2 separate regions of the Homo sapiens genome follow, and region 2 is linked to region 1. The links are chromatin loops, found by intact Hi-C in ENCODE. Cell type or tissue: sigmoid colon. All regions are shown on one strand.

What was found. Hi-C counts contacts between places; a loop is a spot of excess contacts. Peaks named below come from ENCODE experiments on the same cell type or tissue, not always from the same donor. Only the 100,000 strongest peaks of a DNase experiment are listed, where the experiment ranks them.
Region 2: it touches region 1 in a loop (2.1-fold over the local background); 16 of 110 quality-filtered maps call a loop at or near these places.

The regions. Positions count from the first base shown.
Region 1 is chrX:118,492,112-118,500,111 of GRCh38, forward strand. DOCK11 (dedicator of cytokinesis 11) reads left to right here and starts at 3,704. Exons shown (of 53, transcript NM_144658.4): 1 at 3,704-3,962. The coding sequence starts at 3,861. RefSeq lists enhancers at 3,042-3,111, 3,514-4,492 and silencers at 3,522-3,661, 3,772-3,851, 3,942-4,001, 4,172-4,231. In sigmoid colon, no CTCF peak of the experiment used is centred here; DNase peaks (open chromatin) are centred at 3,590, 4,050 and 4,430; H3K4me3 peaks cover 2,805 bases; H3K27ac peaks cover 3,102 bases.
Region 2 is chrX:118,599,144-118,607,143 of GRCh38, forward strand. It overlaps DOCK11 (dedicator of cytokinesis 11), which reads left to right. Exons shown (of 53, transcript NM_144658.4): 23 at 1-85; 24 at 6,095-6,213. Among named protein-coding and RNA genes, the nearest start is that of DOCK11, 110 kb to the left of the region's middle. In sigmoid colon, CTCF peaks have their summits at 2,557 (motif pointing left), 4,927 (motif pointing right) and 5,131; a DNase peak (open chromatin) is centred at 4,998.

The DNA of each region.
Region 1 (8,000 bases):
GAGTCCCTTCATTTGAATAAATCATGTGTATTCATTCATTCGCTGAACAACTATTTTTTGAGCACTCACAATGTGCCAGGCAGTGGTCTAGGGACTGATCATAAAGAAGTCCCTTTTAGATGGACATTCAGGTTCTTTCTAATATTTTGCTATTACAAACATTTGATATAATGACCATCCTTATACAGGCATCTGAGCTCACATATGCAAGTTTTTATTTGGCATTGATTTATACAAGTGGAATTTCTCAGTCAAAGGGCTCAATGGCATTTCTAATACTTGTATCTCAGGTTCAATTAGGATAGAATTAGGATAGTGTTAATGCAGCAGCTAAATTTGTGATAAAAACTGAATATATTTAACGAATGTGGAAAAGAAATCGCCCAATAAAATGCCCTATTGGAAGTTGTAAGATTGCACCTACGATTTCTCTTTACTATGTGAGTGCAGTTATATCCAAATCCTACCCATTCCGCAAAGTCCAGCTCAAATGCTCAAACACCCCCTGTTCCAGAAAACCTTTCATAGACCTAAGAAGATATGATCTCTCCTGCCTTTTTTTTTTCTTTTTTCTTTTTTGAGATGGAGTCTCACTCTTCTTGCCCAGGCTGGAGGGCAATGGTGCAATCTTGGCTCAGTGAAATCTCTGCCTCCCGGGTTCAAGTGATCTCCTGCCTCAGCCTCCCAAGTAGTTGGGATTACAGGTGCCTGCCACCATACCTGGCTAATTTTTGTATTTTTAGTAGAGACGGATTTTGCCATGTTGGTTAGGCTGGTCTCGAACTCCTGACCTCAGGTGATCCACCCACCTCGGCCTCCCAAAGTGCTGGGATTACAGGCATGAGCCACCGCGCTCGGCCTCTCCTGCCTCTTTACCTTGAGTATGGTCTGTATCACATACTACTTTGTACCATAAATACATTCTCTACTAGACTTTCTTTTTTTTTTCCCAGAAGGAAATAGTGTCTTTAATTCATACTGCATTCTCCCTCAGTGTGTAGCACCATGCTCAATGTTTATGTATTTAAATAGAAGTCTTAAACCAGAAGAAGTGAAATCTACAATCTCAAGAATGAGCATAGAGCCTGCACAATGGCCAGATGGTGTTTGTGCACCATCAGTGTGACATATGCTTCCCATGGCTCACAATACTCTGCAGAAATTGCTTACTTCTCCTACTCTATCTTGTACCACTCTTCTTCCTTCTACGCTCCAGCCACACTGGCCTTTTTTTGGTCTTTGAACACACTAAGTCTGCCCCCATCTCTAGGCCTTCGTTCCTGGCATTTCTGTCGCCTGGAATGGTCTACCTGCTGATCTCTGCTGACTGCTTCTTTAAGACTCAGCTCAGTGTTTACCTCCTCAAAGAAGCTTTTCTTGATCATCTATTTTAAACTAGGTCCCCAACTCCAGTTACTCTCTATCAACTCCCCTTAATTCTCTACATAGCATTTATGTTTCTGAAATTAACATGTTCATTTCTTTGCACTGACATGTGAGCTCCAGGAGAGGAGGGACCTTGCCTGTCTTGTTCAATGCTGTGCACCTTCAGTGGCTACCATAGAGCCTGTGGTACTAAGAATGCTTTTGGCTGAAAGTAACAGAATATTCATCTAAACGTGTCATAAACTGCAGGGGTTTATTTTTCTTACATAAAAAGGAACTAGAGGTAGGCAGTATCAGGCCTGGTTCAACAGTTCAATGCTGTCTGGATTCTACATTGGCTTCTCTGAGATTGCCTTGGCCTTGCCTCATGGTTGCAATATGGCTGCCAAGGGCCAAAGCATTGCAAGAAAACATCCCTCTCAGGAAGAAAGTGGGGCCTGGGCCTCTCTCCTTTTTTTTTCATCAAGGTAGAAAAACTTTCCCAGGAACCCTCCTCTCACACTTCCCTCTTATATCTTATTGGCCCAAACCGATTGGGAGTCTAGACCATCCCACTAGTCAATAAGAGGGAGCTTATCATGGTTTTTTCATCAGTCATGATTCATCACCTGGAGTTGGGCCTGCCTTCCTTAAACCCTGTGGCTCTGCCCTATATCTGAAGTAAATCTGGGCTCTCTTTGCAAGCAAAAAGTGTTATAGCTATTGTGGTGGTAACCAACAGCATGAGCCACACAGGCATTTATGGAACAGAGGGTATGAATTCTTGGAGATCAGCCTACACGCAACAATTAACAAATTTTACACGTACTGTGCAAAACTAAGATTTGTGACAGAATGTCTTTAGAGGACTTCCAGGTCCCAGGCCCTCTAGGAGCCTCCATATATGCTTTATTGAGACTGATGGGATGGCTGAAATAGGCTTACTGCGAAGAGACTTGGCCTTTTCTGGGTTCAAAGAAACCATCACCACGCATGCCCTTGTTTCCATAATAAAGTCCCCTAAAAGACTGTTTGGTCTTTGAGGGTGGGGAAAGTGCCCGATGGGTGGTGGTAGGACTGCTTTCAGAAGGGCTGCTCGGTCCCCCAGACTGAGGGCCATTTTCAAACTCTCAACAAATGAAATAACCAGATAGAAAACTGCCACCATCAGTGGAGCCTTTCACTCTGCACTTCAGGAGGTCTGACAGGGTCACTAGTACTTCAAGATTCCCGTCCCTATTTCTGTCTTAAGCATGTTCGTTTTATACCCTGTTATGAGATGTTCTTTGATTCTTGGAAAAACAATTTCTTGGAAGCTGAAAAGAGTAAGGAGATGAATAGGAAATGGAGAGGTGAGTGCAGGGCACTTGTAAAAGCTACTATAAGATTGGTAAGTCCACCAAACCCAGGGAGATGGCCTTCCTAATGCCCACCCCCACCCCACTCCTGGTGCAGTCAGTGCTGACCTAGGGATCACCTGCCACAGGCTCATCCTAATGCCCACCCCCACCCCACTCCTGGTGCAGTCAGTGCTGACCTAGGGATCACCTGCCACAGGCTCAGGCTCCACCACCCAGCTCTCCCCCGTGGGGGACGGAGCGAGGGGTGCCGCCACAATAAGTTCCCACTTCCAGAAGCATGCTCTCTCCCCAGTGTTGCCCCCTGTTAGGTGAGCCAACTGAGTAGGAAAACGGTGTGGGCGAGGAGGGGGACCCAGTCGAGCCGCTCACGCTGGAAAGCAGCTCTCTGTCCTTCGACATTGGTGCGACCCTTCCCCAAGGAGCACACAAAAGGCGGCTGCTCCACGTTGTTTTCCAGCCCCTAGCCGCCTGGGCCCTGGGGGCTTGCGGGGTGGAGGGACGTGAGAGTTCTCCAGCCCTCCTGCGGGCACTGCAGCTCGGAGGCGGGAGAGGAGCACTAGGGCGGGAGAGGAGCACGCCCCACTCTTGGAGACATTTCATCACCCCTCTCTGTTCCCCCACCCCACCCCGCCCTCCCCACTCAAGCGGAAAAAAAGAAGCAGCCCAGATCTCCCCTCCCGGATGCGGCTGCACCAGCAACATCAGCTGCGGGCGGAGCCCGAGCGGTAGCCACTTCCCCCCTCTTCCCTCGTGACCCTCGCCCCCACCTCCAGTTCTCCCTCCCCCTCTACACACCCTTCCCCATCAGACACACCCTCCTGCTTCGGCTGGTGGCGATCGGAGCTCGGGCCCTCTAGGGGAGGGAGCTGCCGCCGCCGACGCCGTGGGGCAGGACAGTGAGCGGGCGAAGCGAGCGAGAAAAGGAGGGAAGGAGGGAACGAGGGAGGAGCAGCGGGTGGGAGGTGGGAGGGAGGAGCAGCGTGAGCCGCGCCGCCGCCGAGCTGCGATGTGGCCGGCCGGCCGGCGAGTAAACAGAGGGAGCAGCAGCGGCCGCGGCCGCCGCGGGCCGGGGCAGTGAGTCCACCCGCCCGCCGAGGTCCGCCCGCCCGCCGAGACCCGCCCGCCGCCGCTGCCATGGCCGAAGTGCGCAAATTCACCAAACGGCTCAGCAAGCCTGGCACGGCGGCTGAGCTCCGGCAGAGCGTGTCTGAGGCCGTGCGGGGCTCCGTGGTGCTGGTGAGTGGCCGGGGGACGGGGCATCCCGGGGGACGCGCTCCAGGCGGGAGCGACGCGGGAAGGGGCAGGAACGGCGCCAGTGCGGCCGCTTGGTGCGCCGCGCGCTGTCTTTCTCCGCTCCAGTAAGTTTTCGCACCGGCAGCCGCCGGCCGGGGTCCGAGTCCCAGGCGCCGGCTGACAGCTCTCCGGCCGCCCGGCACGGCGGAGGCGTGCGCCGGGATGGAAGCAGACGGGCAAAAGCCGGGCTCGGACGGCTGCGGAGGAGGCGGAGGCGGAGGCTCCCACCCAGGGTCGGGGCCGGGGGTGTGAGCTAAAGAGCTGACCTCGCGCTGCTCTGGACTCGGCACAAAGAGCCGGGGACAAGGGCACGACGAGATCCTGATCCCCTCCCGCGAGCACCTGAGGCCGCCTAGGCGGAAGGATGCGATGAGCGTTTGGCACACACACTCTCGCGCGCACACATACACACACTGTGTACACAAAAAAGAACCCCACCCAGAAAGCCCCGGGCGCCCAAGCTCGGGCTGGCGGTGAGAACAGAGGAAGCAGAGCGACTTCCTCCTGCAACTGGGGAGAGAGGGTGGTGATGGGTGTTGAAGGGGTGCTGCTGCGGAGGAAGGGCATTAGAAACAACGGGGTTCTGCGACAGAGTGGGCGCAGGGTCATCCACCGCAGGGAGAGTGTGTCCCTCGGGGACACGCGAGCGCTCCAGAGGCAAGGGGACCAAGGGGACGGTGCCGTGGGGATTTGGGGGAAGACTGGGTGTGTCAGTCCAGGGATGGAGGACCTGGGGTCAGAGCCCCACAGCTCAGGACTGGGGGATGGGGATTCGAAAGCGCGCTGACTCCCTGGGAACCCTCCCAGAGCACCCTCAGCCTTATCCAGATTGTCTGACTCTGGAGAAAGGCTAAAGGGTGCTAACGGGCACTTGCCCCTTCTCTTGTTTTCAAGACACTCGTTGCCAGTTTCCTGGACAAGCGAACAAACCCTGAATAAGCAATCGGACTGATTAATTAGTGTTTGTTTTGTTACTTTGTTTTTTGGTTGTTGTTTTTGTTTGTTTTTGTCTCCCTCAGCTCCATTTTACAGCGAGTCGTTTGCTGTGTTTAAATTTCACCGTTTAAGAGAGGGCTCTTTTTGTTAAAACAACTTGTCATCGGAAGGGAACTTCACAGCTTTTCCTTGTAATTTTTCTGTTGATCTTGTAGAATCAGCAATAAAACCCAGCATTAAAGGGAGGCCAGGGGCTTGATCCCAACAGTGGAGAAAGTTGACATTAGTGGGAGTTCTGGAGGAGGATCAAAGGTAAACTATGTACCTTTGAGATAAAGATCTGATCCCTAATAGCTACAACTGTGCAAACCTAAGTGACTTTAAAGAAATCTCTTTATTGTGGCTAGACCCTTGAAAGTTTAATTCTGCTGTTTAGTGGAGCTAAATCCAGACCTTTAATGTTACTTTAATGGACTTGGCTTGTGTATTTCAGTCTGATTTTGGAGTGAGGACCTGTTGAGGTCAGATTGGAGCCTTGCCTGTCATCACAGCCAGTTAAGAGAGGAAGGCAAGCTGTGTGCAGAGCATTTATACCAGGGCTCTCATCTTGGGTGATTGTTAACACGTGATTCAATCTACCTAGCAGAGAACGCTTTCCTAAATTCAGAGAAAACAAAAAACCTTCCTTGAGCGGGGTTGGCTGGCCTTCTACCACAACACGTGAAGAAAGCTGTAGGTGGCCAGATTTCTCGAGAATAAATGGGACTAAGAAAACTTCCACTGGGATTTGATCAGCACTTGACCTGCCACCCTAGCAGCAAAAAGTTAACATTAGCATTCTTTCCCCTGTTTTTAGGTTTTCAAAAGAATTTTGTGCATTGTAGGTTCAGCGGCTCCTTCCTGACCATTGATTCTATGGCGAAGGAGGAAAAACTGTTATTGGCAGGAGTCTTTTCTAGGAGACGCTGGCAGTGGCCATGGTTCCCTTGTCAGCCCAGCTTACTTGGGACCAAGGTCATTGATTTTTACCGTTTACACCAGGCAATGCAGAGGAATATTTACTCATTACTCTAGTATGTGAACCACATTGAGATTTTGGGAGTGAGGGAGAACAGATTCTAGTAATCTAAATCAATGAATATCTATTGAGCCCTTACAATGTGCCACACACAATGCTAGATGCTCTATAATTATGAGAATGCAAATGATCTTTTTCTTCATTTGTTTTCATTATTTACAATCTGGGTTGGTTGTGTGTATGGGAATGTCTTTGTCAATAGGACACCCAGATTATGCACACAAATCAAGTTTAGATTCTTCATAGAGCCTTAGCAAATGCTATTTGTAAGCAGTTTAGTCAACGAAAAAATAAGGAAATAGTTCTTACATGGAATGTATGCTCCTAAATGACTCTCTCTCACAAAGAGCTGTTAACCAAAGTTAGTAAAACCACGAGTGGCTGGAGAGTGAGGGGACCATGTTGCAGCTGCTGCCATAACTTCTGATTCTTTTAAGGGACAGCTGAGGTAGGATTTACACTTGTGCTATAAACCCAAGATACTCACATTGGGGCTTCAATATGAGTTAGAGCCATTACCGCAGCAAGTCAAGCTTTCCTCTGGTGTATCTCTTGTTAGAACATGGAAAACCCACCAAGCTGTACAAATATACAGTATTTCCTGTTTAGGTTTTTTTTTTATTTTTTTTTTAAGGATTTTGGAATTACACCCTTGTTGGCCTGTTGCTAACATCATTCAGTTTTCCTCACTGTTTGAAAAATTCAGATGGCTGGGCCTGGGCTATATATAGCATGTTGTTGCGTATTCAAACTGTTATTCAGTTATTAGTACTTCCACGAATCTATTAACTAACTACATAATAAAGCAGACAGAGAGACTGTTCCACTGTTACTGCATTTTCCTATAAGTTCAGCATTTTTATGAAGGTCAGTTTTAACCCAGGGAAAGGGATAATTACAGAATCATCATTGACAGATTTCTCAAGAGGGGATTGGGGAGAAACATTATAACCTGAGAGTGTATGTGATTAAGAGAGAAGTGTTTACATATGTACTTGTTTAAAATGCAGAGTTTTAAATTTTTAAATTGATTTTGTTGTAATTCAGGATGTAGCTACTGGTGCCGCAGGGGAACAAAGGCATTTTGCTAAACCTGTTGTATTATGGCCGCCCTTTAGAGAAGCCACTTTATCAGCCTGGAAGAGTCGCCTAGTAGCTGTTTAAATACTGTTTACTGCGGAGCTTACCCTCAATTCCTTGTGCGCCAAAAGATCGGGAAAGAGTTGCTAGATATTAGGGGTTGTAGCCCCTGGACGCGCCGTAATGCACGCAGCGTCCCCTGGCTGGCATCAGCCAGATTTCGTATAATAGCTCCAGTAGAGAAAAGCTCTCCAGAAGCTGAGAATGGCTGAAAAGCGTCTGCAGCTGTTGACTCCCCCAACCCGCCGCTCACAACTACCTTTGCATGGAATGTTTGTTATGTTTGCATTTAGAGAAGCGCTGAAACGGAACCACTCCTCTGCTCCCTCTTCCCAAGGGAATTTGTGTAAAGTAGGTAATATAGGACAAAACCCACAGCCTCATCTCTAAGGAGGTGAGAACAATACGGAATAAAAGCCAGTTTCAACTTGGGCTTCTTGACCAAGCATTTCCAGTTCAGAGGCTCTCAATGAACTGAGCTGTCAATGAACTGAGGGTCAGGAAAGTTAACCAGAGTGTTAGCACCTAAACATAAAATAGTCTCGCTACTGGAGGTTAGCAGGGCCCAGAGCAAGCCACTCCACCACGATCTGTACAAAAGACCGGTGCAGGTTGCTGTGAAGCCAGAGAGGCCTCCTTGCTGAACCCTTGTTTAAGCACCAAATAGGAAAATTTGTTTTCTGAGACTAACATGTTAAAAAATTCTCTGGATTGAGTCTTTTTCTATTCTAATCACCAGTGAACCTTTGTTTTTTAAGCTTTCATTGCTTTTTTTTTTTTTTTAGACGGAATCTCCCTCTGTCGCCCAGACTGGAGTGCGGTGGCGG
Region 2 (8,000 bases), 110 kb after region 1:
GCATGTGCACAAATTCTTCCATCATTGCCAGCTGATTCAGTCAGGCTCGAAAGAAGTTCCAGGGGAGCTCATTAAATATTTAAAGGTAAATGAACAGCAGCTTTCTGCAAAACGTTTGTTTTTCATGTCTTTCTGTTGCCACATTTTGGTGTGAAAAAAAAAAGCAAACAGACAGTTTAAAATATTTTTGGCTGTATTTCCTCAAGAGAATACTTTCTATGATGTATTTTTCCATCATGTGGCTGTTTAGAAGCAGACAGCAGAGTGGCAACATTAGGAAGAAAATGTAATAGCCACAATGCAGCATCATATTTTTGAAACTCTCATGAAAATGTTTATTTCAGGTCCATAAATTGATTTTTCAGGGGCTTTCTCTTCCTGCTGACTGCCCAATAAAGGTGGAGGATGCTGTGGGGGAAAGGGCCAGGAGGAATGGAATCACTTTGACTTGGAATGAAATGTGAAATTGTTCTTGTGTCCATGGGTGATAGACTAACAAAGGGGCTAGCTAATGAAAGACACATATTTTATGCATGTTGGCATATTGTATCTTACCACATGTATAGAGGACCTAACACTTGGTTTTTTCCCTGTGTGCTAGGACTACAGTGCATATCATAATTTGCCTGACAGTGGCTCTCTTCTTTTAATTGTTCCTTTAGTAAGATAGCTATAGCAAGTCTGAGGAAATATTATTTTAAATGAAACATCTTTAGGATTTACCTTTGGACATATGCTATTACTTAATGATATACTCAGGAAACAAAAATGTTCATTTCTTTCAGAGAGGTAGTATGAGATGAGATCAAATATATGGGTTCTGGAATCATAAACTGAGCTTGTATCCCACATGTCACTTACTAGCTCTGTAACTGACCATGACCAAGTTACTTCTCTGAGCCTTTGTTTCTTCATCTGTCATGTGAGGATAACAATAGTGCCCATCTTGTAGGGTGGTTGTGAGACTTAAATGAGATGATGGAGCTGGGCATGGTGCTTCACGCCTATAATCCCAGCACTTTGGGAGGCCGAGGCAGGAGATTGCTTGAGCTCAGGAGTTCAAGACCGGCCTGACCATCATGGCGAAACCCCGTCTCTACTAAGAATACAAAAATCAGCCAGACGTGGTGGCATACGCCTGTAATCCCAGCTACTCAGGAGGCTGAGGCAGGAGAATCGCTTGAACCTGGGAGGCGGAGGTTGCAGTGAGCTGAGATTGTGCCAGCCTGGGTGACAGCGAGATTCTGGTTTGTTTTCTTTTTTTTTAAAAAAAAAAAAAAAGAAAAAAGAAAAAGATTAGGGCATCTGCCGGATAGTAATCGTTCATGCCACACTTATTTCTTTAGTGCTTCCTATGGGCCAGGCATCATTCTAAGCATTGGAAATTTAAGTGGAGAAAACAAATAATATCCCTATTGTCAAAGAGCTTACTTGTTGAGACAGACAATAAACACATAAGTTAATAAATATATACGTCATCTCATATGGTAATAACTGTTATAAAGAAAACCAGCACAATGAAGGGGAGCAGGGATTTACAAGGGGTCCCTGTTTTAAAGTGGCCAGAGAAAATCTCTCTAGTAAAGGCACATTTGAGCAGAGACCTAAAGGAAATGAGAGTGCCAGCCATGTGGATTTCTCGGGGAGAGCTGGGAACAGCAAGTACAAAGGCCCCGAGGAGCTTGGCTTGGTGTGTTTGGGGAACAGCAAGAATCCCAGTGTGGCTGGGACACAGAGTGATAGGACATTACCTTGGGGAGGTTGCTGGGAGCTTGTCGAGTAAGGCTTCATAAGCCATGGCGAGGAGTTTGAATTTACTCCGAGTGAGATAGGAATATGGAGCTTTGGACAGAAGTGTGACATGATGTGACTTTGGTTTTTAAAGTGTCATTCTGCTTACCATATAGAAAACACACTGTTGGAAGAGTAGAAGGGAGACAGTCAATAAGTGGTGGCTATATGGCTATATGTTCTTAACTATCATTAAGACGTATAATAGGCCAGGTGCAATGGCTCATGCCTGTAATCCCAGCACCTTGGGAGGCCCAGGCAGGCAGATTGCTTGAGCCCAGGAGTTCGAGACCAGCCTGATCAACATGGTGAAACCCATCTCTATAAAAAAATACAAAAATTAGCCGGGCATAGTGGCACACACCTGTAATCTCAGCTACTTAGGAGGCTGAGGTGGGAGGATCGTTTGAGCCTGGGAGGTTGAGTCTCCAGTAAACTGTGATCATGCCACTGTACTCCAGCCTGGGCCACAGCGAGACCCTGTCTCAAAAAAAAAAAAAAAAGAAAAAAGTATGATAATCATCTAACTTTTAAATCCTTTCCTCAGGTAAATATCTAGGACTTCAATATGTATGAATGCTTTGTTAAGGTTTGTTCTTCACATGGGAAAGTTTTATAAAAGTTTCAATCAAGTGGAATGGAAAAGAACATCATTTTCATATATACGGGTATTCTTAAAATAGAAAAGTTCTCGTATTTGTTTTTCTGAAGATGTGGAATTTCTGGTATTTATGTGACCTACGCTCTCCCTCTAGTGGTAGTCAATGAAATACCATGTGATTTCAGAAATAGCCAAGCTCCTCTATATAACCTTAGTGCTGAAAAGGATTCTTAAGACTTTTTTTCTTTCTTTCTTTTTTTGAGACAGGGTCTCACTCTGTCGCCCAGGCTGGAGTGCAGTGGCGTAATCTCAGCTCACTGCAACCTCCGCCTCCTGGGTTAAAGTAATTCTCCTGCCTCAGCCTCCCGAGTAGCTGGGACTACAGGCGCCCGCCACCATGCCCAGCTAATTTTTTTTTTTTTTTTGTATTTTTTAGTAGAGATGGGGTTTTGCCATGTTGGCCAGGCTGGTCTTGAACTCCTCACCTCAGGTGATCCGCCCACCTGGGCCTCCTAAAGTGCTGGCATTACAGGTGTGAGCCACCATGCCCGGCCAAGACTTTTTTTTTTTTTTTTTTTTTTAACAGATGAGGAAGCTGGGGCCCAAGTAGAGGTGACTTGCCTGTAGACATTCAACTGGTTAGTAGCAGAACTGGGGTGAGACTATGACAAGTCCCATGTTCTTTCTACCACACCTTGCTATCTCTTGTTCCTATAAATGACATTGTTTCAAGAATTCATTTACCATCCACTTGTTGAGCTCTTGTTATATATTTAGTATTTTCCTAGCTCTTTGAGGCTTACAGAGAAGAATAATTTAGGGTTATTGTCCATAGGGGAACTTACAGTCTAACTGAAGAGACAGGACATACATAAGTTAAATGACAGTCTGTCAATAATACAATTAATAGTTCAAAGCAATATATGATTAAATGTCCAGTATGTGATACAGGGCACAAGTGCTGAGGGTTCGGTGAACTGAGGAACTACTGTAGACTAGAGGGCTCCTGTCTTTTTTTTTTTGGAGACAGAGTCTCACTCTGTTGCCCAGGCTGGAGTGCAATGGTATGAACTCAGCTCACTGCAACCTCTGCCTCCCGGGTTCAAGCTATTCTCCTGCCTCAGCCTCCCAAGTAGCTGGGATTACAGGCATGCACCAATATGCCTGGCTAATTTTTGTATTTTTAGTAGAGACAGGGTTTCACCATGTTGGCCAGGCTGGTCTCGAACTCCTGAGTTCAAGTAATCCGCCTACCTCAGCCTCCCAAAGTGCTGGGATTACAGGTGTGAGCTGCCGCGCCCGGCCTACTTTCTTATTTTATTCATTTATTCAGTAAGTCACCAAATATTTATTGACCATGTAGTATGGGCCAGACATTGTTCTGGATGCTATGAATCAAATGGGGAACAGTTTAGACAGCATACCTTTTCTAGTTGTGGTAGAGAGATTATAAGTGAGTGCCATGAAGAAAAGAGCAGGTTAATGAGATCCAACATGACCAGGAGTGTATTCTACATAGAGTTGTCAGGGAAGGCCTATTGGGGGAAATAGCATTTCAAGCTGAAAGGATGAGAGGAAGACAACCTTAGGGGGTAAAGTCGTGTAAAAGGATAACAGAATATCACAGTAGGTGTAAACACCTTACATCAGCATGTTTGAAGGACAGAAAAATAAAAGACCGTGTAGCTATAGTACAGTGTGCATTGTGAGGGGAGGATGGCAAGTGACAGGTTTGGCGGGACAGGCCGGGTATGTCGTAGGCATGGAAGCTTATGATAGCTCTTTGTTCGTGGTAGTTTGTTTTGTTTTGTTTTGTTTTTTAACAACAGAAAGATGGCAATGTCTAATTTGCATTTCAGAAAGAACACTCTGGCTGTCATGTTGAGAATAAATTACAGAGGACTGCTACTGGTAGCAGGGAATGCCCATCTCTCTTTTCTACCTGGCACTATTCTATTTATCATTTACCCTTTCTCATCTCTGAGGCCTTACCAGACATTCCCTACCCACTTGCACACTCAGTTGCTTCTTTGTGCATTTTGTATATTCCATGATCATGCTATTTACTGTTGATATTGCAATTATTTAGTTCCATGTGTTTATCCCCTGTACACTGTGAACTACTTGATGGTAGAAACCATGGCCTTTATTTGTTTGGGTTTACTTTTGTTTTTGGTGTGCTTGGCTATTGGAAGTTCATTTGTTTGCCCTTTGTCGAATGAGAAAATGAATGGTTTCACTGAAGTGGGGATTTGTACTTGCCTTGAAAGAGTAGCCAGGATTTGGCTAAAAACGATGAACAGACACAAAGGCAGGAAAGTATATGATATATTCAAGAACAGTGAAGAAACCAGAGATACCAGTTTGGCCTTGTAGAGAACAGTGATGATTGTTTAGGCTGAAAATGTCAGTTAGGTCTGAAATAACTTGGTCTTGATACTCTACGCCAGGATTTCTCAATCTTCGCACTATTGACATTTTGAGGTAGAGTTATTCTTTGTCCGTGAGGGTCTGTGTGTGCGTCGTAGGATATTTAGCAGCATTGCTGGCCTCTGACCACTAGATGTCAGTATCACTCCCTGGTTGTGACCACCAAAACTGTTTCCAGACATTGCCAAATCTGTCGGGAACAAAATGGCCCCTGGTTGAGAACCACTGCCATAGGCTATGGGGAGACATCGAAAAAATCTTGGCAGGAGGTGGTCTAATGTAACGAGTATTTGAGGAAGATTAATTTAGAAATGAGAGTTGGATGTATGGAGAGTAAAGAGAAATTGTACAGAGACCTGCTAAAAAGAAAATGATTTATACTATTTTGGTTATTGATTAGAGGGTCTTGAAGACAGATAGTGGCAAAAGTCAGGGAATCTGGGAAAGAGAATTTATGAGTTTTTTAAGTACAGAGACTTGATTTATCCACCTCTCTATTTCCCCTAGCACTACACATTGAATTGATATAGAAAGATGCTCAGCGAGGTTTGTTTCCTTTTTTTTTTTTTTTTTTTTTTTTTTTTGGTTAGCTGGTTGAGTGAGTGAATGATGTGGAGAGAAGGGAAGAAAGAAGAAAGAAATTGAACAACTTTCACTGTTTGTATTATTTCTCTGTATATATGATCACGTTTCTTCTTTTTGATGTTTGTAACGCACTTATCATTGGAGACACAGTGTTAGCACTTTGAAGGAAATGTATTGTGAGATTCTTAGACTGCAAAAGTGCTTCCGTTTTGTAGTGGTGATGGTGTAGAGCCAATTACATATAGAACCACTCTTTATTGCATTCCACTTAACTTGTCACCAGATTAACTGATGCCCACATTCCCCTGCAGAACATACAGAATGCCTGGGGGTTAGTAGATGCATCTCCAGTATCATCTCCAAACATCTGTTCCTCCCCACTGCCCCAGGCAATTGAGTGTTGGTTTACCAGGAGTCAGTTGTCAATTTTCTAAAAACTGTTTATCCAAATTATACTTATTAGCTTTAGTAAAGTGTTTAATGTTAAATAACAAAATCTGAGTGCCAAATAGAGGTGTGGATTAAGTAATTAACAAAAAAGCCCCCTATCCAATGGAAAGCTCACTTTTAATTGAGCTTATATGCTAGTCAATGTATTTCTCACTACTTAATTTTTTTGCTGTTTCACATTTGCAAATTTTATCATATTTCTGTTTGTTTTCATAACTAATAATGACTTAATTTTAGTGTTTGCATGCCATGGAGATCCAAGTCATGATACAGTTTCTACCTGTAATTCTTATGCAACTCTTCCGAGTTCTCACAAATATGACCCATGAAGATGACGTTCCTATCAACTGCACCATGTGAGTTTTGGTGTTATAATACAAAGATGCTATTTATTTGAGATCTTTCTTATTTTTTAATGGAGGTATTCATTACTATAAACTTCCCTCTTAGAACTGCTGTTGCATTCCATAGGTTTTGGTATGTTGTGTTTTCATTGTCATTTGTCTCAAGATATTTTAAATTTTCCCTTTTCTTTTTTGACTCAGGAACATGTTTAATTTCCACCTATTTTGAATTTTCCACGGTTTCTCCTGTGATTGATTTCTAGTTTCATTCCATTGTGGTTGGAAACAACACTTGATATGATTTCAGTCTTCTTATAATTCTTAGGGCTTGTTGTGTGGCCTAACATATATGGTCTATTCTGGAGACTATTCTATGTGCTCATGAAAAGAATGGATATTCTGTTGCTGTTGGATGGAATGTTCTGTATATGTCTGTTAGGTCTATTTGGTCTAAGTGTAGTTCAAGTCCAATGTTTCCTTATTACTTTTCTGTCTGGTTGATCTGTCCATTGTTGAAAGTGGGGTATTGAAGTCCTCTATTTTTCTATTGCAATATATTTCTCCTTTCATGTTCGTTAATATTTGCTTTATGTATTTAAGAAGATAAATATATAAGTTCCAATTGAACTTTTTCCAATTATGTAAATGTTCTGCACTTGTGTTGTTCAATATAGCAGCCACCAGCCACATGTGGCTATTGAGACTTCAACTGGGGCTGGTTCAGCTGAGGAACAGAATTTTTTTTTTTTTTTTTTTTTTTGAGACAGAGTTTCGCTCTTGTTGCCCCTGCTGGAGTGCAATGTCTCACTTCGCCTCCCGGGTTCAAGCGATTCTTCTGCCTCAGCTTCCCGAGTAGCTGGGATTACAGGCGCCCACCACCATGCCCGGTTAATTTTGTATTTTTAGTAGAGATGGGGTTTCACCATGTTGGTCGGGCTGGTCTCAAACTCCTGATCTCAGGCGATCCATCCGCCTCGGCCTCCCAGTGCTGGGATTACAGGCGTGAGCCACCGCTTCCTGCAGGAACTGAATTTTTAATTGTGTGTAATTTTAATTTTAATCAATTTAAATAGACACAGGTGACTAGGGATGCATATTTAACAGAATGTGGCCCCAAGCCATCAATTTTTACTTGAAAGAATAAGGAAGTATTATTTTTATGTGAAAACAAACAAGGATATATTGTAGAGTAGAATGCAAAATGCACCTGAATTTTGAAATCAAAACAGGGTACTTAAATTGTGGGCTGAGTGCTGGAAGTTTCTGGCTTTGGCTTTGCTGCCTCTGCTGTTGCCACAACCTCTTCCAGCAGGCCTCACACCACAGCCACACACCATTTGCGGGCATCGCTGCTGTTGGGGATAGTGTTGTTGAAAATGGAAGAAACTTTAGGCCAGTGGTTTCCAAAACATGGTTCCCATACCAGTAGCATCAATATCGCCTGGGAACTTAGTAAAATTGTTAATCATTGAGCTTCACTCCAGACCTACAAAATCAGAAATTCCGGGAGAGGGGCTGAGCAATCTATTAAAAGGGCCCACCAGGTGCTTCTGATATATGCTAAACTTTGAGGACACTGCTAGTCTCTTACCCCCAATTATAGTTCATATCATTACACCTGCCCCGGCTCTCCCTTCCTTTTCCCCGTTGACATGCTTTTCATTGCGTCTTTATTCCTTTCCTTTCCTTCTCCTTTCCTTTCCCTTTCCTTTCCTTTTCCTTTTCCTTTCCTTTCCTTTTCCCTTTCCCTTTTCTTTTCCTTTCCTTCTTTTTTTTTTTTTTTTTTTTTTAGGTGGAGT